Regions from separate parts of the Mus musculus genome. Here regions 2 and 3 are each linked to region 1. A link is a loop called in an ENCODE intact Hi-C map of the cell type or tissue named here. Cell type or tissue: left cerebral cortex. All regions are shown on one strand. Links, peaks and the distances in the headings refer to the core of each region. The heading gives the core; the rest is flanking DNA.

The links. Peaks named below come from ENCODE experiments on the same cell type or tissue, not always from the same donor. Only the 100,000 strongest peaks of a DNase experiment are listed, where the experiment ranks them.
Region 2: a loop joins it to region 1, with 2.2 times the contacts of the local background. A loop is called at or near these places in 2 of 42 quality-filtered maps.
Region 3: it touches region 1 in a loop (2.3-fold over the local background); 11 of 42 quality-filtered maps call a loop at or near these places.

The regions. Positions count from the first base shown.
Region 1 is chr4:138,782,121-138,790,031 of GRCm38, forward strand. No RefSeq gene overlaps it. Among named protein-coding and RNA genes, the nearest start is that of Gm32871, 5.7 kb to the left of the region's middle. In left cerebral cortex, for the core only: CTCF peaks have their summits at 3,795 (motif pointing left) and 4,559 (motif pointing left); DNase peaks (open chromatin) are centred at 3,824 and 4,212; H3K27ac peaks cover 1,428 bases.
Region 2 is chr4:138,830,333-138,838,243 of GRCm38, forward strand. It overlaps a transcript of Pla2g5 not described here and the pseudogene Pla2g2a. Among named protein-coding and RNA genes, the nearest start is that of Pla2g5, 15 kb to the left of the region's middle. In left cerebral cortex, for the core only: a CTCF peak has its summit at 3,525; no DNase peak of the experiment used is centred there.
Region 3 is chr4:138,712,446-138,720,356 of GRCm38, forward strand. Ubxn10 (UBX domain protein 10) reads right to left here. Exons shown (of 2, transcript NM_178671.5): 2 at 6,081-7,911. Among named protein-coding and RNA genes, the nearest start is that of Ubxn10, 8.9 kb to the right of the region's middle. In left cerebral cortex, for the core only: no CTCF peak of the experiment used is centred there; a DNase peak (open chromatin) is centred at 3,836; H3K27ac peaks cover 287 bases.

The DNA of each region.
Region 1 (7,911 bases), core at 964-5,963:
CAGGGGTCACCAAGGTCCCCATGGTTGGCCGAGCTGAAGTAGCATCTGAAACAGAACATAGGTTGGCAAAAGGTATCCCATCCAGCAGGTCCGGCAGTTATTTGCCTGGCAACAACTGTTTCAAAGAACATCTGTTATTCTTGTGTGAATAGCTGTGTTTCCAACCTCAGGGCTGAGGGAACCAGAACCGCCCACACCCTCCAGCTTGTGACTCAGCATAACAAGACAGAGAAGTTTTCTTAAAACCCCAGTGAGGCAGAGTACAAAGAAGTCCCCGCTATGGGCTCTGGGTTCAAATCCCCACAGTTGAAATGCTCATTTTAGTGGGGGTGGGGGGTGCGAGAGCAGGAAACTGTGCTGGAGACGGAGCTTATAATGAACTTAAAACCGTCACTTTATTTATTTTTAAAGTCTGCTGAGAAAGACGTCCAGGCTAGGCATGATGGTGTCTAAGTCTGAGACAAGAAAATGACTAAAAGAAAGGAAAGAGAAAAAAGAGAAAAAGAAAGCAAGGGGAGGCTGGAAATTGGGGGTATGGTGGGGGTAGGGTGAGGAGAGCTTGGCTCCCGGCTTGCCTCTTTGGTGGCTTGAAGATGTCTTCAGAGCCTGGTTTCTCTCCTGCCCCTGGCTGGGCTACGCTCACTCACTTTGCCAGTTTTCCTCCTGGGCAGGCTCTCCGTGGCTCCAATAGCAGCCATGGTTCTCCAGACCTCTAGACACTGAAGTGGCCTGGCCTCTTCCACCACAAAGCCAACTTCCCCTAGGGACGAGCCCCCCTGAGCCTGAGCTAGCTTAAGAGAGGAGGGATACCCTGGTTGGTTTAGACTTCCATGAATTTAGTTGTCCCTGAGAAGATGTGCAGATTCCGCTCGTGGTCCACACTTGGATGGTCTGCGGACATCAGCTTTGAAAGCCCGTGCCTTGTCTAGAGCAGTTACAAAGTAGCAGCTCCCTCTATTGAGCAAATGCTCTGGCCAGATGGCAGAATCTTACTGCGCACACACACAGAAACCACCTTGTTCAGCAAGAGACGCAAGGCACAAAATGATAAATACTTATCTCATGCCTGGGAGAGAGTCTTGCAGAGGAACTACAAGGTAAATCAGAAAGGGGTAAGACATCAGCCATATTAATCTGGAGATGTAACTCGGACAACAGAGTGCTTACCTAGCATGTATGAAACCCTGGGTTCAACCCTCACCAACAAATAAAATGAGGTATTGCAGCGCACAACCGTAATCCCAGCACTCTGGAGGTAGAGGCAGGAGGATTAGAAGTTCAAAGTTGCCGGTTGTTGTTGGTGGTGGTGATGGTGGTTCACACCTCTAATCCCAGTACTTAGGAGACAGAGGCAGGTGGATCTCTCTAATATTGAGGCCAATCAGATCTAAAGAGTGAGTTCCAGGACAGCCAGGGCTACACAGGAAAAACCTTGTCTTGAAAAACCAGAAGGAGGAGGAGGAGGAGGAGGAGGAGGAGGAGGAGGAGGAGGAGGAGGAGGAGGAGGAGGAGGAGTTGTTCAAGTTCATCCTTGATGTACTGGCTGGTTTTGTGTCAACTTGGCACAAGCTGAAGTTATCACAGAGAAAGGAGCCTCCCTTGAGGAAATGTCTCATGAGATCCAGCTGTAAGGCATTTCTCAGTTAGTGATGAAGGGGACAGGACCCATTGTGGGTGGTGCCATCCCCGGGCTGGTAGTCTTGGATTCTATAAGAAAGCAAGCTGAGCAAGCCAGGGGAAGCAAGCCAGTAAGAAACACCCCTCTGTGGCCTCTGCATCGGCTCCTGCTTTCTGACCTGCTTGAGTTCCAGTCCTGACTTCCTTTGATGATGAACAGCAGTATGGAAGTGTAAGCTGAATAAATCCTTTTCTCCCCAACTTGCTTCTTGGTCATGATGTTTGTGCAGGAATAGGAACCCTGACTAAGACACTTAACCACTTACTGATTGAAGCTAACTTGGGCTACAAACTCAAAGAGGAAAAAAACCAAACCAAACAGAAAATTACCATGAACTTATAGAACACACCAGACCTGGAAAGTAAGGGACTACAACCTTCTCCACTGGACCTCACAGAAGGAAGGCCACCTAATACTATAGCCATCTTGGTGGGTAGCTTAAGAAAACTTGAATTGTGGCCAGATCCTTGTCTTGCCTCGCTGGCCTCCAATGCCCCCTCCCATCAGCTTCTGAGTATCTTAGCGGGCCACCTCAATGCCTCTGTCTCTGTACTGGCTCTCACCCAGCTCTCAACCTCTACCTTCAGTGAGGTCTTTGAGCTCCATGGCTTCTTTGAATTCTTTCCCAGACACTCTGAACCCTGTTTGAAGTGTGGAGTGTGACCCAAGAGCTCCTATCAGTACTTGAGATTGGAATAACAGGACCCAGGAAGGCCAGCGTCCGTTCTACCAAGGGAAGTTAGGGTTAGTTGGTAAGTTCTAGCCAATGAGCCCGAAGATACTAATGTTACTTGTGCATCTATTGTGGAAGGACACCCATGTCTGTGTCTGTGACACTGTGACTCACTACTGAGAGGGTGTCAGTGTCTCAGGGGTGGCTGCCAGACTATCAGGATAGTGTGGGAGGGAGGAGCAGGGGTTGGGGGGTGTTGCCAGAGTGACAAGTCCAGGCGTAGGACTAAGATATACTGATGGGGAAGACAGGACATGGCAGAGCTGTGCTTCCCTTGTGGCTATGTTGTCACCACGCAGGTAAAGACACGGGACTCAAGGCTGGGATAGGCAGAAGGGGCCTCAGGCAGCCACATCTGTGGGCCTCAAGGTAAGAGGAGGCCCACATGTCTGAGGGTCTTCTGAACAAGTTTTCTATTACTGAAACTGGGTAAGAAGCAGAAAAGAGGGAGAGATTCCAGGGCATGTTTGCCCCCCACTAACTTCTCCTTCGGGTGAATCAGTGATGAAGGCAGGAGGAAGTATCTCCTAGGTTCCTGATCCCTCCAGTCTGGGTCTATCTACCAAGGAGTGCCCTGTGGGTAACGGGTGGGCAGCTCTGAACAGCTGTCAAACACCCAGGAGCCCACTCCTTCCGCCTCAGACCCAGGTGTCGTTACCTACGCTACTGAAACTTTAGGAATGAATCAGCTGCTGATATGCACAGGGGCTGGAATTTGAACCCAGAGCTCTCTGGCTGCAGGGCCCTGTCCCACCCTTACTCCTACGCTCTTAACTGGGGCAGCTTCTGACTCAGCTCAGATATCCCTACAATGGATTAGCCAGCCCGTGGACCATGCAGTGAGTGTGCGGTGGAGTAACACAAAGGGATCAAGAGAATGGTTATGACCACACAGTGGTAGTAATGATGTACAAGCCAAGCCTGGTGGCAATACTATATTGATAGAGAACACTTGATGCCCTCTTCTGGTTTCTGCTCACACTCCCAGAAATACATGCGTGCATGTGTGTGTGTGTGTGTGTGTGTGTGTGTGTGTGTGTGTGTGTGTGTGAGAGAGAGAGAGAGAGAGAGAGAGAGAGAGAGAGAGAGAGACAGAGACAGAGAGAGACAGAGACAGAGACAGAGACAGGGACAGAGACAGAGACATCTGGGTTCCATCTGCAGCAGCCCCCTCCCAGCCCTTGGCTGATGTGGTCCTCTTGCCTTGAGGATGCAGGGATGCACCTCCATGGACCAAGTCAAAGTGAGGTGACATACCTGGTATTGACTTTGACCTGTCCCTGCCTGTTTTTCTAGCTGGATCCTGCCCCAAATACCTGTGTTCCTCCCATCCATCTTCCCCACACTATGTGTGCCTGGGCTGCTGTTATCCCACACTCCACCATAGTGCCCCCTTGAGGGTCAGTGGAGTACAGGAGCATTTTCACTTAGAATTTCTGTCTCCTCTTCCCAGGCAGAGTCAGGGCCTGGCTGTCGGTGACTCCGGTTGCTCTCTATAAAGTCCTGCGGGCTGCTGCCTTCTCTGGCCTCGAAGTTGCTATGTAATGGAAGATGACCTTGGATCCTCTAGGTTCCACTTGCCCTATGTGCTGGGATTGCCGTGTGTACTGGCTCACCTGCTTGTGCAGGGGGGGGGGGGGGGCAGGGTCTATCTCAGGGCTTCCCAAATGCTGAGCAAGCAATCTACCAACCGACCTGCATGGCCATGCCTTCCTCTGAGTTTTTAAAAACATGAAAATACCGGGTTTATTTTGAGAAAGCGCACAGCTGGCCAGGGGAAGCAGGCTGAGGCTTCCTCTTGGTTCCTTTCCAGTTTCGGCTTCCTCTGTGAGGGCTAAAGTTATGTTTCAAGTTTAAATTACTGTGCTTAAGAGATCTATAAAGCAAAAATGCCTCTAACCAGTACCCCACTTGCCTGAGGACAGATAGCTTCCTGGAATATTGGGGTTGTTGTTCATGTAGGATAATAAATCATGTGTTTTTGCTTCTGTAAAAAAAAAAAGAAAAAAAAAAAGATTGGCTAGAGAGATGGCTCAGCAGTTAAGAGCACTGACTGCTCTCCCAGAGTTACTGAGTTCAATTCCCAGCAACCACATGGTGGCTCACAACCATCTGTAATGGGATCTGATGCCCTCTTCTGGGGTGTCTGAAGACACAGTGTACTCACATACATAAATTATAATACATGATTCTTTAAAAAAAAATACAAAAAAGCTTGGTTGCCCCAAATGCACAGGATATGTTTGATCACATGTAGGTGGGAGATACGAAGGCAGGAAGTGTGTCAGGATGGATGCTTGTCCCTGATTGGATTAGCCTTGAGGGGTTTGCCTTGATAAGTTTCTAACTAATGGAATTTGGGGAAGAGCCATTCTCTGGGAATCCCAGTATGGACCTGGCCAGTGTCCATTGTCCTGGTCAGTATTTAATAAAACTTGCTTCAAATTTGGCTCAAAAATTGTGGTGGTCTTACTCTTGCCCTATGGGATTAACACTCCATTTCAGGGGCTCAGAGGTGCTTCCAGCTAACTAGCCCACCCTTCACCCCTGAGATCAGCTGTCCCAAAGAAAATTATCAGGCACCTCCAAGTCCTGGGATGTCCCCTTCTCTACTGTCACTCTTCCTTGCACTCCTTCCTCCCATTGCCCTCCTCCTTCCTCCCTCCCACTCCTTCTCCTTCCTCTCTCCCTCCCTCCTCCTTCCCTGCTCCTTCCTTCTTCCCTCCCCTCCCTCTCTCCCTACATACTCCCTCCTCCTCTCTCTTCCTTCCCTCCCCCTCTGTCTCTCCCTCCCTCCTTTCTCCTCCCATCTCCCCTTTCCCGCTTCCCTCTCTCCCTCCTCCCTCCCTCCCTCCTTCCTCCTTTTTCTTTCCTCCCTTCCCTCTCTCATTTGTTCTTTCCTTTCTCTCTCCCCTCCTTCTTTCTCTCATCTTTTATGGGATGAGACAGTGCCTTTAGCCTTTAGTTAGATGGTTCTGGCCTGGATCTCACCTTGGAGCCCAGGCTGACCTTGGACTTGCTGACTCCCTCTTTCTGTACTCCACTTTCTAATTGCTCCTGGTCCCTCACTCATTCAGCACCCCCCCTTCCCCATCCCCAACACTCAACTAGAATACAAAGGCAAGGCAAGGGTGGCCTGCAGCATCCCAGCATTGGTACCAGCTTGGAGAGGGGCTAGGGGATTCTTCTAATCAGATGAAGAAATAAATGAATACAGAGTAAGGCTTGCTAGGAAAGCCCATGCTATTTCTCCCAATTGGGCCATGTCCTCGCTGTGTGAGCTTGAGTTACTGGCTTTACCTCTCTGGTCCTCAGTTTGTGACGGACTGATGGGAGGAAGATGGAGTGTCTAGCTGAGATGGACATTTTGTGTGAATCTCCATCTCTTTTGGGGTGAGCATTTCCCACTGATGGGAAGGGAAGACTTGAGGACAGGGTTGGCTCAGTTCTACATGGGATTTTCAGACTGTGCTGAGGGGCTGAGGGCCAGACAAAGAGACTCCACTTAGATCAATGAGCCTTTCCCGTAAACACTGAAAATGATTGGCTTTGGCTTCTTCTCCCTCTCCAAGACAAAGTCTTGGTGGGTTTTCCCCTCTCTTCACTAGGGGAAACTGTTTTGTGGTACTTTCAAATCTCCCACGTGGGGACAGGTTCCTGTGATGGGAACTGGACAGCTTCCCTTGCTTTGTGAAGATTACAAGATCCCCTCAATTGCCCAAACCAGACAATCCGGGGGAGAGAGGGCTCTCCCATCCCCAAACACATGACAGCTTTGCCTTGCCAGATGGACTCAGATTCCAGGTCTTGGTACATGGGCCTTACTGAGAAGTCTACCTATGAGTGTGCACATGCATGCATGTGTGTGTGTGTGTGTGTTTTCTGCTTTCAATACACCATGGCTAATGCCAAAATCATTTTACTCTTAAGTTAGAGGAGAAAGAGTTCACACCTGCAACCCTAGACAACATCACCCTGACAGCCTCGGTATCTTGCTCTTAGAGGCTCCACATACAAGCAGCTGTGACTCCATTTGGAGGATGGAGGATGATAAACAGCTCCATTTCGGTCACCACCCATGCAGCAGACTGACAAATGGCTTACTCCTGGTAATTGAGAGGGAGCCACCCTATACGAACTGAGACTGTAGGGGCATACGGGTATATTAAAATCATATCAGAGAAATCAGGCCCAAGAGCTCATTTAACATATCAGACTGCAGGAAGGTTGTAACCCTTTCACCTGTACCCCATAAAGTGATGGCTACCTAACCCTGCCAACCTGTCTTCTGGTGTGTGTGTGTGTGTGTATGTGTGTGTGTGTGTGTGTGTGTGTGTGTGTGTGTGTGTGTGTGTGTGTGTGTCTAGGACCAACAGGCAAAGAACTCCTGCTTTGTCCCTGAGGTTTCAGTTTAGCTCTGCCCTGACCTTACCCCCAAGGTGCTGACAAGACCCCCTCAACTGCAGTGTCCATACACCTGCCTGCCCACCTGGACCCAGACCCTCTGGCCATGTTCCTTACTTAACTGTGGCTAATTGGGGGTTCATCATCTTATCAATAGACTCTATTTGCATTTCTGTCTCCCCCCCCCCAATTCTAAGTCCTCTAAGGTCTGTTGCAGCCTCTCAAACTTGCATTCAATCTGTAAGCCACATATACCAAGATCGGTAGCTAGACAGAAAGAAGGGTGATGGATAATAGATAGACGTCAGCATTGGTGGGTTACACAGGATGATTGGTCAAAGAAAGAGAGCCACTGCAGGATGAATTTAGGCTTCTTGGCAGCAGGGAGGGGGATCAGTCTCTCAAGGATGGAGCACCAACAGCCTCCTTGAAGCTCTTTTTATTGTTACAGGAAAGGCACCTTTAACAAGTCAATTTCCACATAACAATTTTTTTTTATGTCACCGATCTTGAAAGACCCATCACCTAAGCAATTCCCAGCCACAGGAGACTTCCTGCTTTACTAGGCCTGTCTCTGAATTAAGATATGCAAAGGCTCAGAGAAACTTTCAAAGAGATAAACCCATAAAATCTCAGGTAACAGTCACTGACAAAGGGCTAGTCCAAAGCTTAAGTGCCAACTCTCCAGACTCAAGCAAAATACAAAGGTTCTGCAAAAATCCTCAACAGGTAGGTAGGTAGATAGATAAGTAGGTGGGTGGATGGGTGAATGGATGGATAAATAGATAGATAAACAGACAGACAGACAGATAGATAGACAGGAACGTTGTGTGATTTGAGACTTAATGTTAGTCATTAAAATTGGAGTAAAGGGGCTGGAGAGGTAGCCTAGAGGTTAAGAGCACTGCTTGCTCTTCCAGAGGACCTGAGTTCAATTCCCAGAACCCACATGGCGGCTCACAACTCTCTGTAATGAGATCTGGTGCTGTCTTCTGGCCTGCATGCAGAAAAAAATCTGTATGCATAAGAGAGAGAGAGAGAGAGAGAGAGAGAGAGAGAGAGAGAGAGAGAGAGAGAGAGAGAGAGAAGAGAAGAG
Region 2 (7,911 bases), core at 971-5,970, 48 kb after region 1:
CGCTTATTTAAGCATAGTTACATTTTTCGTGCTTATTTAAGCACAGAACAGTAAGGAAGAGTTAAGTTTCCAGTGCTTAGTAAAGCACAGAGAGTCAAAGGAGTAAAAACGCTGTGTTTAATAAGGAGCAGAGAGTTATAAAATAAAGATACAGCGCATACTAGAGCACAGAGAGCTGAAGAGAAAAGAAGCCAGGGGTTTTCAGCCACAGAATAAGCAAGAGACTGTTAAGTTTTCCAGAAGCCGGCAGCTTCTAGCCCCAAATACAGATGGAGAGAGGTATAAGGTCAGGGGTCATTCAGACTTTAGCCGTCATCCAACTCCGTGTTCTGCCTCAGCTCCATCCCCTAAAGGCCGGGGCAGGCCCTTGTCTGCCCTAGCACAGTTCTGGAGAAAAGCTGATGGATTCTTCCAGATTTAAGAATTCCTATGGGACTGGTAAGGTGGCTCCGTGGTAAAGTGCTTGCCTTGCAGTCCCAAGGACTTGAGTTCAGTACCCAGGACCCATGTAAAAAAGCCAGGTGTGACAGCACACATTTGTAACCCAGATGCTGGGGGTGGGAGTGGAGCGGGAGTCAAGATCACCAGATCCCGAGGAGTTGCTGGGCAGTAACCTTAGCTTACTTTGTGAACTCCAGGTCTCAAAAAAACAAAACAAAACAAAAACAAAAAACAACAACAACAACAAAAAACCAACAAACAAAAAAAATCCAAGGTTGTCTTCTGAATGTCACATGCACACACACGCACACACCTGCACACACACCTGCACACACAAGAACAACCACAGAAATATAAACACACGCAGAAGAAATCGTGGAAGGAAAGAGGAAGAGAGTGAAGAGGAAGAAGAAGGAAATATGGAGGCGCTGGCCCTTTGGTTGACAGAGACTGCGTCATCCAATCCTTCCCGTGCTAGAGCGGACAGTGGGGGTCCCAAGAACTCATCCTTATCGCCTCCCAAGAAGTCTGCATGGCCTTGAAACTTCACAAAAGCTTCTGTGACCCAATGAATGAATGATTGACAGATGAGGTGAACAAGCCATACAGAATCAATGTAACCTTCGTATCCCTGAATGTCATGGTGTATCAGAAGACAGAAACATCCTAGACCTTCAAACACCCATTCACTACACTCTATACAGTCCTTGCAAGCTCTCAGAAGTGACTGCTGCCGATGTATCAGAAGACAGAAACATCCTAGACCTTCAAACACCCATTCACTACACTCTATACAGTCCTTGCAAGCTCTCAGAAGTGACTGCTGGGAGGTGTCCGGTAGTCACACCCAGATGGGTTTATGGAAAGTTCCCCAGTCAGGAGAGGTTTCAAAATCAGCTGAAATTTATGATGGCGGCACCCCTTGGTATGAAGGCTTTTCCAGCCCTCAGGGCTGCCCTGCCAGCTGTTGGGGAACAAAAAGGGCATTGGGTATGCCCATCCGTGAATCCACTATTTGACCACACCCACCTCCCCATCCCTGCAGAGGGAAGAGCTATTTAAGGGCAGTTGGAATTCAGGAAAAACAAGACAAGGCCTTGAACAAGAAACCATACCACCATCCAAGAGGTAAATGCCCAGAAACTCCTGCCCTTTGGATGTATTTGAGTGGTTGTGCAGGTGTGTGTGAGTATGTGTGTGCATATGGACATGCCTGTGGATGGGAGCCCCCATCAGGTAAATATGTACAAGACAGCATTCATGGACAAGTATGTTGTATGGGCTTATGAGGGTGCTGGGGGAGAATTTGGGAGCATGTGTATTTACATGCCATCAGTAGTGGGTTAGAAAGGCATCCTGTGTACATAGATGTAATTGTCACAGGGATGGGAGGGCAGCACGCGCGTGTCCACGTAATTCATGTAGTGTTGGAAGAGAAAGGCATTGTGTGTGCATGCATGTAATCGGCTTGCAAAGAGAATGCGCAGTTTGAGCTGGGGAGGAGACTGTCGGGAGCAGACTCCACGGGTGGGCTTGCCAAGCCTTGAATCTAACTGGAGGACACAGATGGAGTATATAGTGAGGGGAGACGTTGCCTTCAACCCCCAATTCTGGGGAATGAGTCCAGGCTCCCAGGAGGACTGACGGAAGTGCACGAGTCACATCATTCCTGTATGAGGAACCGTTCCATGAAGCCAGGAAGGGACAAGGGTGACGTGTGCAATGCACAGTCGGAAGCCACTCTGTGTGCACTCTGTGACCTAGCCCCCATGCAAGTGCACATATGTGCCTCTGCGGCTGCTAAGTCAGACAGCTGAACAAGGACTGGAGTAAAGGCTGAGCTGTCCTGGGAGGACATGCCCAAGCCGTGTGTACCTGTCCTTCACAGAGCTGACAGCATGAAGGTCCTCCTGCTGCTAGCAGCCTCGATCATGGCCTTTGGTAAGTGTGGACCCTGAACTCCTCCCCTGGCTTTCCTTCCTGTCAGCCTGGCCCCTTCCTCGGTGTGAGGAGGAAGAAGCCATTTGTGGAGAGAGAAGGGAGCAGAGAGATGCCATGTGGAGATGGGGCTCAGGGCTCACCACCCTTTACCAGGTCATTTCTCCATTTCCTTTCAGGCTCAATACAGGTCCAAGGGAACATTGCGCAGTTTGGGGAAATGATTTGGCTTAAGACAGGAAAGAGAGCTGAGCTTAGCTATGCCTTCTATGGATGCCACTGTGGCCTGGGTGGCAAAGGATTCCCCCAAGGATGCCACAGACCGGTAAGGCCACCCCAGTTCTCCTATGGCTCTGTCATTCTGGCTGGGGTGGGACTAGGAGGGAACTGGTACCCACTACCTCAGTGTCCCAGTGGTTTCCAGCCAGCCGAGGTCAGCACATTGGGAGCTCTGCTCTGGACCACTCCTAAGTTCTTGAGTTTCTGCTCAGAATCACAAAGGTCAAAGGAAATGCTGGGATGCCAGGCAGCCTCTATAAGATCTGTCCCCCATCCAGGTGCTGTGTTACTCATGACTGTTGCTACAAGCGCCTGGAGAAAAGTGGATGTGGTACTAAGTTACTGAAATACAAGTACTCCCACCAAGGGGGCCAAATCACCTGTTCTGGTAAGACCCTGAGATGCCTGCCTGCTTCCTTCACGAGGTTGTTGAGCACACGCATGCATGCTGGGAACTTTGCTGGTGCATGCAGGGAATTTATCCCTGCTGTAAGAACCTCACAGTTGAATAGGAAGCAAGAACAAATGGTGAAGAGGGTGGCAAAGACTCCCAACAGGGAGTCAGCAAAAGCCTTCGCCCAGCCTGATGCTTAAGGTAGATCCTGCAAGCAGTGGAGTGTAAGCTGAGTCCTAGGCGGTGAAGCACACACATCCCCTAAAACAGGGCACACACAACCACCCCCCAAACAGGGCAGAGTGTGGCCAAAAGATTAAAGAGGACAGGGTCAGTCACTCTGCTGCCCAATGGACAGGTGAGGATGAGTCTGAGCAGTGGGACAATGAAGGGACACGGTCAAGCCAGGACTTTCTGGACATCGTGCACTCCAGCAATGGGGATCTATTACTTAGCAAAGCAGCAAGAAGCACATTTGTCAGCCTGGCTGCAGAGTGCCTGGGCCACAGGAGTTGGGGGGGGGGGGCAAATGAGCCATGCTACCTGCAGGAGAAAGTAGTCAGGGTGGGAAGCAGCCTTGCTCACACATGGGTGAGAATCCGCAAAAGTATGTTGCCAGGCCTGGGCAACTTCTACAGCACAGGGTCAGTCCTGCTCCTGGGCTCTGGCACAGTGTCAGCATCTGTGCTTATTCTATAAGATGCATTAAACTCCCAAGAACCCAGGGCTCTAATGATGGGTGGCTTTCTCTCTCTAAGACTCTTTCGAGAGGGGAAAACGAACACTTTCCAGAAGCCCCTGTTGTGTCCTTCCCTTGGAAATTCAGTCAGGAGAGAGCATGCTACCTTAAGACCAACCTCAGGCAAAGAGAGAGGGCAGACCGTACGCCCATCCATCCTGAGGCCTCTGCAGCCGGGCTCACTTACACAAGCAGACCTGTGAGCAAGAAGGCAGGACCAGAGATGTAGCTCAGCTGGCTGGCTGCTAGCCTAGCATAGGTGAGGGCCTGGGTTCCGCCCTCTGCAGTGTATGAAATGGGCAAAATTTAGCATGACCCGAATCCCAGCGCTCATGTGGAGGCAGGTTCAAGGTCATCCTCAGCCACTTAGAGAGGTCAAAGGCAGCCTAAGCTACAGAGACCCTGGCCACTAAACAAACAAACAAACACCTAGAAGAAGGTGGCTAGGGAAGGAGGCAAACCTCTGGCAGCGCCATGTGTGGCCACTGTGTGTCCCTAGCAGACGGTCAGATGGGGTTCGGCCTTCCCAGGAACCCTAGTGCTTGTTTTAGAAGAGACAGGTCCCCACGAGCAGCAGCCGGGAGATAATAACCATCAGCTCCGTGTCCGTTTTCCCCTGGTTTTAGCAAACCAGAACTCCTGTCAGAAACGGCTGTGTCAGTGCGATAAAGCCGCCGCTGAATGTTTCGCCCGGAACAAGAAAACCTACAGTTTAAAGTACCAGTTCTACCCCAACATGTTTTGCAAAGGGAAGAAGCCCAAATGCTGAAAAGAGCCATCTCCTGAAACACCCGGACATGCGCGTCTCCCATCACACCTCTCCCAGCCCCACCAAGTTTCCCGGTGATAAAGGAAACACCCCTCTCCCACCCTAGAGGCAAGGTGGGGGCCCTTCTGTCTTCACCCAGAATGAGACACAGAAGTCTGCTGAGTCAGGCTGACCTTTCCCCACCACTCCACTGCCTTGAATCTGTCTACTTCCACCTTTCTCTTGGCATCCAACTTCCTGCTTCGTACCTAAGAGAGTCCTGGGAGGCCCTCACAAGTAAAGCAATTCATCAGACAACTGCGTGTGTGTTCTCATAACTTGGAATGAGACGAATATAAAGTATGCGTACTAAAAGTACAGGCCTCGAGGCCGGGGAGGGGGCGGGGGGGGGGGAGAGGCCAGTTCAATACGTAAAGTATTTATCATGAAAACGTGAGGTCCCATGTTCAACCCCCAGAACCCAGGTACAAAAAGTGCACACTTGTTTACAATTCTAGTTGTAAACGAAGAAGAAATGAAGCAAGTGGATCCCTGGGGCTCAGTGGCCAGCCAGGCTGGCTGAATGAGCAAGGTCGAGGTCGGTGACAGATCCTGCCTCCATAGACAAGGTACAGGGATGGCGTCCTGAGAAAGGACACCCGAGCTTGATCTGTGGCCTCCACACATATATGCATACATTTGTGTGTACGCATGGGCACACACAGAGACACACATACACGTGGTTACAGAAGATGAGGGTTCTGGGTCGGTTTAGCTGGGTCTGAACCTCAGAACCCACCAATTGGAGATTCAAACGGTGGTGCCTGTCAGAGCCTCCGGCTAAGGCCTGTTTGAGAACCAAGAGTGGGACGAGACATCAAGCTTCCTGCAGCTGCCATCCCTCTTAAAGACAGACCTCCCTCTCCTGCCCCCCAGTCCCGAGCCTCCTGGCCTGTCTCAGGATGCGGAAGGCATCAGAGTAAAGTGGAGTGGTTTCTGTCAAGCCGCCACCACCACACTGCACTTAAAGAAAACAGACGGTATTTTTGTGCTCACACACCTAACACAGACCTCACCCAGAAGACAGACCGAGCCATGGCCATTGAGCAAAACTAGAATCCTGTGCAGGCAGGCACACGTGTCAAACCCAGAGGCTTTGCGCTGATCCTTCAAATACCCCAACAGCTCAGAGAGGATTCTCTTTTCCTGGGAGAGAGCCATCAAAAACCAGGGAGATCTCCCAATTCTAGGTACAGGCCAACAAGTAAATGCTTTCGGTTGTCTGTCTCGGTTGTGTCCTTCTGTCTATTTTGAATCTGCTAATTTTTTCATTTATATTAGAATTAAGACAAACTGCAATTTAAAAAAATAAAAGAAGCCAACCCCCAGACAAGAGTTTTAGACATTTTGGCCAATAGAAGGGTAGATGTTTATTCCCTCTCACCCCCAAATAGTGATTTTTGCAACTTACAGTGACTCCTTGGCAACCCGGCACCTGGAGTCCCTCCTCAGAACTGACAGCGTGGGGTCTGAGACTTGAGCCTACGAGCTCCAGGCAGCTGTTCTGCCTTTTCAAATCACCCTGATGCCGGAGTCTGAGCCCTGTGTAATACTGAGATCCTCACCTGGCATGAGAAAGCAGTTCCGTGTGCCACACCCCCACAGGCACTGCCAAGGACCTTTGAAACTCCCAAAAATGCTTCTTGCCTTAACTGACGAGTCAAGAAAACCGTCCAAGCAAAAGGACAAAAAAGGTTTCAGAGAAAAATCTTAGTAAATGAGCCTGCCTACCCCAGTTTGATCCCTGGGATTCCCATGGTGGGAAGGGGAGACAGCTGTCCTCTGACCTGCACATGTGTGCAGTGGCAGGCACCTGTGTGCTCACACTCATATATATCATAATACGAACAGTAATACAATGATTTTTAAATTTCAGCACCATCGCCACCATCATCATCATCATCATCATCATCATTAAATTCAGGATGTTTGGGCAGTGTGTTATCTTCTCTGGTGCTAGCTTACATGGAGCCATCTGAGCCTTCACCCCCAAACTCACTCAAGGCTGAGCAGACCCTGAGAAAGGAGGTGTTCTTTAGTACTACCTGTTCTAGAAATGGCTTTACCCTAAAGTTTGGTCCACAAATGTCAGAAGACTACCTATGGAGAGAAATAGAATTGTGCGTGTGTGTGTGTGTGTGTGTGTGTGTGTGTGTGTGTGTGTGTGTGTGTGTGTGTGTGTGTGTGTGTGCAGGCACGCTGACCCATGCCTGGACATGTAGAAGCCAGAAAACTTAAGCTCTATTAGTCAGACTTTCACAGAATCCTCCTGTCTCTGACTACCCAGCACTGGCACCCTGTACTGGCTAATTTTGTGTCAACTTGACACAAGTTGGAGTTATCACAGAGAAAGGAGTTTCAGTTGGGGAAATGCCTCCACAAGATCCAGTTGTAAGGCATTTTCTCAATTAGTGATCAAGGAGGCAGGGGGAGTCTTCTTGTGGGTGGGACCATCTCTGGGCTGGTAGTCTTGGTTCTATAAGAGAGTAGGCTAAGCAAGAAGCCAGGGGAAACAAGCCAGTAAAGAACATCCCTCCATGGCTCTGCATCAGCTCCTGCTTCCTGACCTGCTTAAGTTCCAGTCCTGACTTCCTTGGTAATGAACAGCAGTATGGAAGTGTAAGCCGAATAAACCCTTTCCTCCCCAACTTGCTTCTTGGTCATGATGTTTGTGCAGGAATAGAAACCCTGACTAAGATAAATTGGTACCAGAAGTGGGGTATTTCTGTGACAACCTGACCATGTTTTGAGGAGGACTGTGGAACTTTGAGCTACAAGATCCATTCAATGTTAAGAGCTCTGTGGGATGTTGTGTAGGAGCTTGGAAGATAATGTTGAGAACAGTACAGAAGATGGAGGCCTGGCTTGTGAAATTTCAGAGGGAAAATTAAAGACTCTTTTCAGGGTCATTGTTACTTTGATTGTGAAGATTCTGTGGTTCTGGTTAGCTGGAACTGAAGAATCAGCTGTGGTTAACAAGATACCAGAACTAGTAAAGTGAAACCTTTGCATTACTGGGACTATTGATGCTGGTTAGCTGGAGCTAAGAAATTAGCGGTGATTAAGAAGAGACCAGCATCATTGAGGTGACATCTTCTGGGAAGTGTTTTCTGAAAGCACAAAGAGGCTGTGTTCCAGAGATAGCCATGGTTGTACCTTGTGCTTATGACTGGACTTGGTAATGTGTAAGAGTTAGTTAGTTAGTACTAGGGTGGTACTAGTTTTGAAGGCATGAAGGGGTCACACAGAGCAGCTGAGGCTCAGCACTGTGAGAGGCCATGGAAGGCCATTGGTGAAGGTGCAGCCTCAGTT
Region 3 (7,911 bases), core at 971-5,970, 70 kb before region 1:
ATCATGACGTGGACTTGAGATGATCCGGTTTGTCCAGAGGTTCCTGACCTGACTCCCGCTTGGGCTTCCCTCAGAGACTTTTCTAGAAAGTCCTAGAACGTGTCCTTGGTGGCCCCTTCTCCTTGCGATTGACATTGAAAGGCAAATGCTCTCTGCAAACAGGACTGACTTCCAGGATCCCATGTTGGTCTCTGCCACAACCTGCCTCTCACCGCTCCTCACCATCCTTGAAAAATGTGGACAGAAAGTCATGAGAAGCCAGCAGCTTGGTAACCTGACCCTTATCCCGAGTGTTGATGGCTTTGCTCTGCCCTCTGTGAAGGTAGCATATGGACTCCCTCTGGAGGCTGTCACAGATGCTCGGGGATATTTCCTGCCACCAAGTGCTTAGTTGGTTTCCGACTCTCACCAAATGAGATGGAGGATGCTTGGCAAATACACCAGCGTCTCTTTCACATGGGTTTTCCCCAACTTGATTGGAAATTCCTCGAGAACAGATCTAGTCTGATTCACCGTCCTGTTCTGTGCCTGGTGTGCTGTGTCCTTGTTCAGCTTGTTAGCGCAGTGAAAACATACAAGATTTGACTCATTCGAACCCAAGCTCATTAGAACAGGCCTGAATTCCAGTACTGGAGATGCTGACTTGGGAGTTGAGTCCAGGAGTTCAAGACCAGCCTAAGCAATGTAATGTGGTCCTGTCCTGTCAATTATCGATTAGTTGAACAAGAACCAGTGTTCATATAGTTCAATACCACATATATTTTGCAAAGTACAATGCACTACATAAATATGGATAGAGATAAAACAGAGATTGTCCCTGCTTTGCATAATAATCATCAGATAGAATCTATCTTAGTTTTAATTTTTAAAACAAACATTATTGTTGTTTGTTTTTTAGACAGGGTGTCTCACTCTGTAGCCCTGACTGTCCTGGAACTCACTATGTAGAACAGGCTGGCCTCAAACTCATAGATTCATTTCTTTCTGCCTCCCTAGTGCTGGATTAAAGGGTATGCACCATCACACTCGGCAAAATTCAAATTTTATTTCATGTGTATCTGAATTTTGCTTGCATGTATGTATATGGCTATGTATGTGCACACCCTGTGTGTAATGCCCTTGGAGACCAGAGGAGGCTGTGGATCGCTGGAACTGAATATGGACAATTACAAGTTGCCTTGTAGGTTCTAGGCATCGAACCCAGGTCCTCTAGATGAACAGTAATTTTTTTATTATTAAATTTTATTTTTATGTGTATAGGTGCTTTGTCTACATGTGTGTCTATGCACCACCTGTATGACTGGTGCTGTCAGAAGCCAGAAGGTCCCCTTGAACTGTAGTTACCATTGTAAGCCATCATGTGTATTCTGGGAATCGAACCCTGATCCTCTAGAATAGCAGCATGTATTCCTCACCATTAAGCCATCTCTCCAGTCCCAGGAGAAGCAGTGCTCTTAACTGCTGAACACACTCTCTCTCTCTCTCTCTCTCTCTCTCTCTCTCTCTCTCTCTCTCTCTCTCTCTCTCCCTCCCTCCCTCCCTCCCTCCCTCCCTCCCTCCCTCCCTCCCTCCCTCCCTTCCTCCCTCCTCTATTTTAGTTCTAAAGAGTGCATTCTCTGCAGACAGAAGTGTGTGCAGTATAAATCTGAAGATTTGGGCTCAATCCCAGAACCTACCCCAGACACACAAACACACACATAAACACACTAAACAAACAAACAAATAACTTTTAGAAGTGTCTTCAAAGACACAATGTTAATAAGTAGCAGTAGCCCATGATACTCAAAATTAAGTGTTTAGTTTGTATTTTCAATTTAGGAAAAGATAAATCATTAAAAGCAATAGCCTAAGTTTCTGCTAGCTTTGCTCTGTAGCCACTTAAACAGCAAAGCCAAGTCAATGGGACCTGAAAGCTGAGGTCTTCCATTCTGTCTCCCCCTAGTCTGAGGCAGAAGCTTGCAAGCTCAAAGTCTACCTGGATCACAGGACTACAGAGAGAGCCAGAGTAAAGTCCTTGACTGTCTTTCTGGATATTTACCCTGAAGAAATAATTTACACACACACACACACACACACACACACACACACACACACACACACACACACACACCATACGTGTAGAGTTTTTGCTTTGACTTCTGTGGTTAAAAACAAAACTGGGAACACATGAATGCTTCATAAAGAGAAAATAGTTCAGTGATGATAAGACGCCAAGGAGTTGAGTATTACTCAACTTTAAAATAATTGTGGGTCCTTAGAAAGCTGGGATTGTGGACATGCAAGCTCTTGCTGGGAACACAAATGTTAAAAAATATTCATGTGTGTCTATTGGCAAGAAAGAAGCATACAACGTAAGTGTAATCTCTGAGGATAAAAACAATGTGTGCCGAGACATGAACCATGGCAGTCTTTGATAAGAGGGGTTGAGGATGGCTTTCGTCCCCTGTCAGTTTTCTCAATTTTCACATTACCAAAACAACTTAAGGTGTCTTTAAAGGACAGGCTATAACTGCCTCTTTTTTTGGAGGGGGGGGTCTGGGAAAATAATGTATGGTGAAGATGGTACATGCTATAGATCTGCATCAAGTTTGATATTTTATAATAAAACTATGACTTTGGAAAAAAGTAAACATGGTCTGGGGGTGTGGCCAAGTGGTTAGAGAGAGCTTGCCTGGCATGTTCTGAGCCCTGGGTCTGATCCCCAGCTTTGAATAAACTGGGTGTCATGGCTCACGTGCCTCTAACCCAAGCGTTTGAGAAGTAGAGACAGAAGGATCAGAAGTTCAAGGCCATCCTCAGCTATGTATCAAGTTCAAGGCTACTGGATCTAACATGAGATCCTGTAAAAGGGGAGGGAATGGAAGGGAGGGGGGAGGGAAGGAGGGAGGGAGGGAGGGAGGGAGGGAGGGAGGGAGGGAAACAGTGTGGGCATGTCTTCTGTCACAGGGGACAGATATCAATCCGAACAGTGAGTTTTCAGCTGATTACCTAAGGCCCAAGACCCAAAGCCCTAGAACCCTCCTTGTCAACAGACAGTCATGAAAGTTAATAAAGTAAGAGGCTTGTTAGGTCACTAGACCCTCTGGAGAAGACTCGGGTTCCAAATCAGCATCTGGGATTTAAATGAAGGAAATGAACGGCATCAGGGGAGGGAGGAACAGAGGAGCCAGGGAGCCAGTACGATGCTTCCTTGGAGCAGGTGTCTTCCGAAGCAAGCTTGGTCAGGAATCACAGCCCTGGAGGAGGTGGCAATTAGCATTAACTCTGCCTAACCTGGACCAGTGAGTCAGGGACCTGTGAAGGCGCACCTGTCCTCAGCAAGTGGAGTTAATAGCCTTGTTTGCCTCCACGCATTGTGTCCATAAACACGTTGTTTCTTCCCTTCGTAGGAGTGCCACAGATGCCCAGGGCTATCCCCCTGCCTATTGTGGATTTTAGCGCTCTTGTTTGTCTTTACAAGACCTGCACATCGGAAATATTGGTCAGGCCAACTCAAGGACATCCCAGCCTCTCAACCACACCCTTTTTCTTTTCTTTCCAAAGAGAAGAAATTGGGTACCCTAAATCTGACCGGCTCCCAGGAGCCCAGGCCACCCCCACTCCCATCCCTTGCCTAATTACTCTCTACTTCCTGGAGTTGATCTTCCATCTTCCACCCCAGCCCCCTAGTCTATTCAGCCACCAGCCAGAGAGTCCCTCCAGTCAGGGCAGGCTGAATCAGTGGGGGCTGAATTTCACCCACCAGTGTGTGTCTCAGTGGATGTTCAGCCCTCTAGGAGAGAATCTAAGTGTCCAGAAATACCTTGGTTTGCTCTTCTGTGTTGACTATTCAGGGGAGCAGATGCCTCCAGAACATTTGAATGTACAGGAAGACAAAAGGACATCAGAGTGGGCTGGGAGGGACATCCCTAAGCAAGGAAGTGGGGACAGAAAGGAAAACATCTGATCTTATTTTTTTTATAATGGGAACTACTGACTTGCATGCTCGTAACTGACTCACCAAAAGTCCGTCCTGCTTCCATTGCCTGGGCCTCCACAGTGGGTCTAAGCCTCTATGGTGTGACCTGGCTGTTTTGGTGCAGCGATTAAGCTGTAGTGTAGGCTTAACTGTCGCTACACTATTGCGATGTGTGGTCGTGGATGAAGAAAACAGATAGCTGTGTTTGATCAAAACACTTCCAAGCTGATGTCAAGCCAAAAGCCCATCCAGGAGTCTGCTTAGAAAGCGGAGCAATGGACCCCATCACACGAAAGGCTCCTCTGAAAGATACATCAAACAACCAAGAAACTGAGAGTTTGTTCATCCCAGCCTAGTTCTCCCTGCATCTACTTGTGCAAGGCTAGGGATCTGCCCTCCTCAGGTCACCGGTAATGGCCCGCAATCTTGTTCCCAGGCTGTCTCTTTGACAGGGACCACCCTGGCCTGACTGTTGGCCACATCCCCGGGTGCAGTCAGGGTAAGGGCTGTGTCAGAGCTGACTGCCATCTGTTAATGCATTTTATTTATTTTTTTGGATTCGAGGTGATGAGTCACCTGCTTCTCCTGCTCTTGCTGCTGCCGAGGGTGATGCAGTTATTGTCTTTACCGGAAGATATGCTGGGATCGCGCATCCTCTGCTAACTCTGCGCCCATGATGAGCAGTCATTCCAGTGCCACCACAGGAAAAGTGGAGGTGATATGGTTGGTAGTGGCAGGAAGGAGACAAAGATACAGGGGGACATAGTGTGACCCCTGCCCCTACTCTGGGCCGGTCAGATACAGCTGAGCCACTGAACAACCTAAGAGGGAGTGCTCAGTTGTGGTTTGTACTCCCTTGCTAATAGTCTCTTGGGATGTCTTGGTTAGCATTTTGTTGCTGTGAAGAGATACCATGAACAAGGCAACTCGTATAAAGGAAAATATTTGATTGGGGCTGACTTACAGTTTCGGGTTCAGTCCATGAGCATCATGGAGGGCGGGGGGGGGGGCAAGCATGGCAACATCCAGGCACATGTGGTGCTGGAGGAAGAGTTGAGAGTTCTACATCTTGATCTGCAGGCAGCCAGGAAGTCTTCCACACTGGGTGAAGGCCTGAGCATAGCAGGCCTCAGAGTCCACCTACACAGTGACACTCCTCCTCCAACGAGGCCACACCTCCTTCAATAAAGCCACACCTCCTAATAGTGCCACTCCCTATGGCCACATATTTAAACCACCCCATGGGGGTTGCTCATGCCGACCACTATATTGTACTAGGGGAGAACTCTCAGATGACTACTGGTTCAACAAACAATGAAGGTCTGTGATCACAAACTGAGGAAGAACAACCAACCAAAGGCCACCACGATGAATGTACAACCAGGCAGGTACCACTAGACCAGAGCATCCCTGATGACACAGGGGAGTTGGAGGGGACTCTTCCCCAGCTACCTCCTAGGTCAGAAGCAGAGGCACTTTTCTTTTTTTTTTTTTTTTTTTTGGTTTTGGTTTTGGTTTTTGGTTTTTGGAGACAGGGTTTCTCTGTGTAGCCCTGGCTGTCCTGGAACTCACTATGTAGACCAGCCTGGCCTCGAACTCAGAAATCCGACTGCCTCTGCCTCCCAAGTGCTGGGATTAAAGGCGTGTGCCACCACTGCCCAGCGCAGAGGCACTTCTGAGGGGGCTTCCAAGGTTGGATTCTGTGTGGTGTGTGGTGTGTGTGTGTGTGTGTGTGTGTGTGTGTAGCCTTGACTACAATGGCTTGCGGGATACTCAGTTTCCCAGGGAGACACCTGAAGATGAGATTCATGTGTGTGGTGTGTGTGTGTGTGTGTGTGTGTGTGTGTGTGTGTGTGTGTGTGTGTGTGTAGCCTTGACTACAATGGCTTGCGGGATACTCAGTTTCCCAGGGAGACACCTGAAGATGAGATTCATGTGTGTGGTGTGTGTGTGTGTGTGTGTGTGTGTGTGTGTGTGTGTGTGTGTGTAGCCTTGACTACAATGGCTTGCGGGATACTCAGTTTCCCAGGGAGACACCTGAAGATGAGATTCATGTGCGCTCTGCGCACTCCTGTCTGGGTGGCTCAAGTCTCAGGCTAAAACATGAGATTGGACGCCTTCACACAGGCTTTCACACAAATCAGTTTTTATTGCTCGTATCATTATCTTTTGTCCAAGAAGAAAAAAAAAGAGAGGTGATTACGATGGCTCAAATCTAGCTTTAATCATGTCTCCTGGAAGATCCTAAAACAGTCCTATGCTTTGTGCCTCTCCCTTTCTTTGCCCCACCACCCCCAAATACTAAGCCAAATAGCAGCAGCAAACCCCTAAATCCAGGAGCTCCTCCCTCCACTAAGCATATTCTAAAGCTTCGAATCACCAAGTTGTGCGTGTGTGGGTGGAGTTTTATTCCTACCATAGAGTAGGTGTGTGATTTTTTTATAGGCTCCTACCTAGATCAAGGGCAGAATTGTACACTTGGGGGTAAGTGGAATGCCTGTACTGGAGGGTCCAAGTTCAAGCTACCAGTCCCTTCTGTCGTGGTCACTGGTGGAGGAGGTGGCCAGTTGCATGGGCCTGCCACCTCAAAGTCAAGTTCCAGCTGACCTTTGCCATCAAAGGAGCCACTAACCTAGGCAGGACTGTAAATCTTGCAAATGTTCAGGAAATGTCCTAGTCCAGAGTGATCTGTGTGATGTGGGAGGTGTCTGGGGTAGGATGACACTGTTGAGAGTCATCACTGCTGTCACCAAGGCATAGTGTGCTAGAAGGAACACCCATAACTGCTGGTGGTGTCCCGTGCACAAAATGCCCCTGTTACTGAGGTAGTGACACTTTGAGATGCTCCAACAACTCCTAAACCCTGCCTTGTCTGGGTACTGAGGGTATGGGAGGCATGTACCAGTCAGTACCCAGGACATGTGGTACTCAGGCTCCAAGGGGGACAAAGTGCCCAGAAGGTCTCAGTGTTCCTGACTCCAAATGGGGATTTGGCCGTCAAGGGACACAGATGACTTGTGGGTGTCTGGCTGAACCTGCAATATGAGAGAGCTTTGGCAAATGATCTGTATCCCCAGAAAAACAAGACTCTACAGTGCTTGTGACAGCTCTGGCTAAGGCGGGAAGGGGCATTCCACGCCAGTGAGCCGGCTGCACAGCATGACAGGGACACAGGGAAGAAGCCCCAACGAGCTGCCTTCCTTCTCCTACGGAGGCCCTGACACCAGAGCCCACTTTGGGGTCACTGGCCTTCCACATTTGACAAGGTTGAGAGAGACGCTGAGGCTGGGAGATAAAATAATTTACCTGTGCTCAAGTAGGCCAAGGGGTGGTTAGTAAAAAATTGTGCAGAAGCGTAGCTGTGTGCATCTTAAAAACAGGGTGCTGCGTAGTTTACTTCCATTTTGGAAGGATCCTGCACATAGACAGGTGATACCAAAGAAGCTCCAACCGTCAGTCCACTCAAAAGCAGCCCTGGCTGGTCCATGGCTGGAGAGGCCATTTCTATGGGCCTCTAGCTCTAAGGTGTTTCAGAGATGTGTGCTGAGGGATTTGCGACAGCAGAAGATAGCTCTTCCCTTTGCTGCCACCTCATACCAACAGGGACCCTCGTGGGTCTCTGCTGGTGCAGCTTGGGAGGGAGGCTGCGTCCAAACACAGCATTGCAAGAAATGCCAGCGCCAGTGCCGTGGTCCCTAAGCCCCCACTTGTTTACTAGACGGGAATCCTCTCTGGGAAGAGTTTAACCTGGTGTCAAGTATAGAAAGGCCAAGTATTGGCTTTGAGAGACCCAGAGTTCACTGCACTGACAGAAGATTCTGGAAGGAGCCAGCAGTGGAAAGTAGATTATCCTGGCCGCAGCCACAGTCTAGGGATGGATGTAGAACTTCCTCATGGCTGCCGGAGAGAATGTGGGGCTACAACGTAGTTTTCTAGAGAGGTCTCTTCCTGTG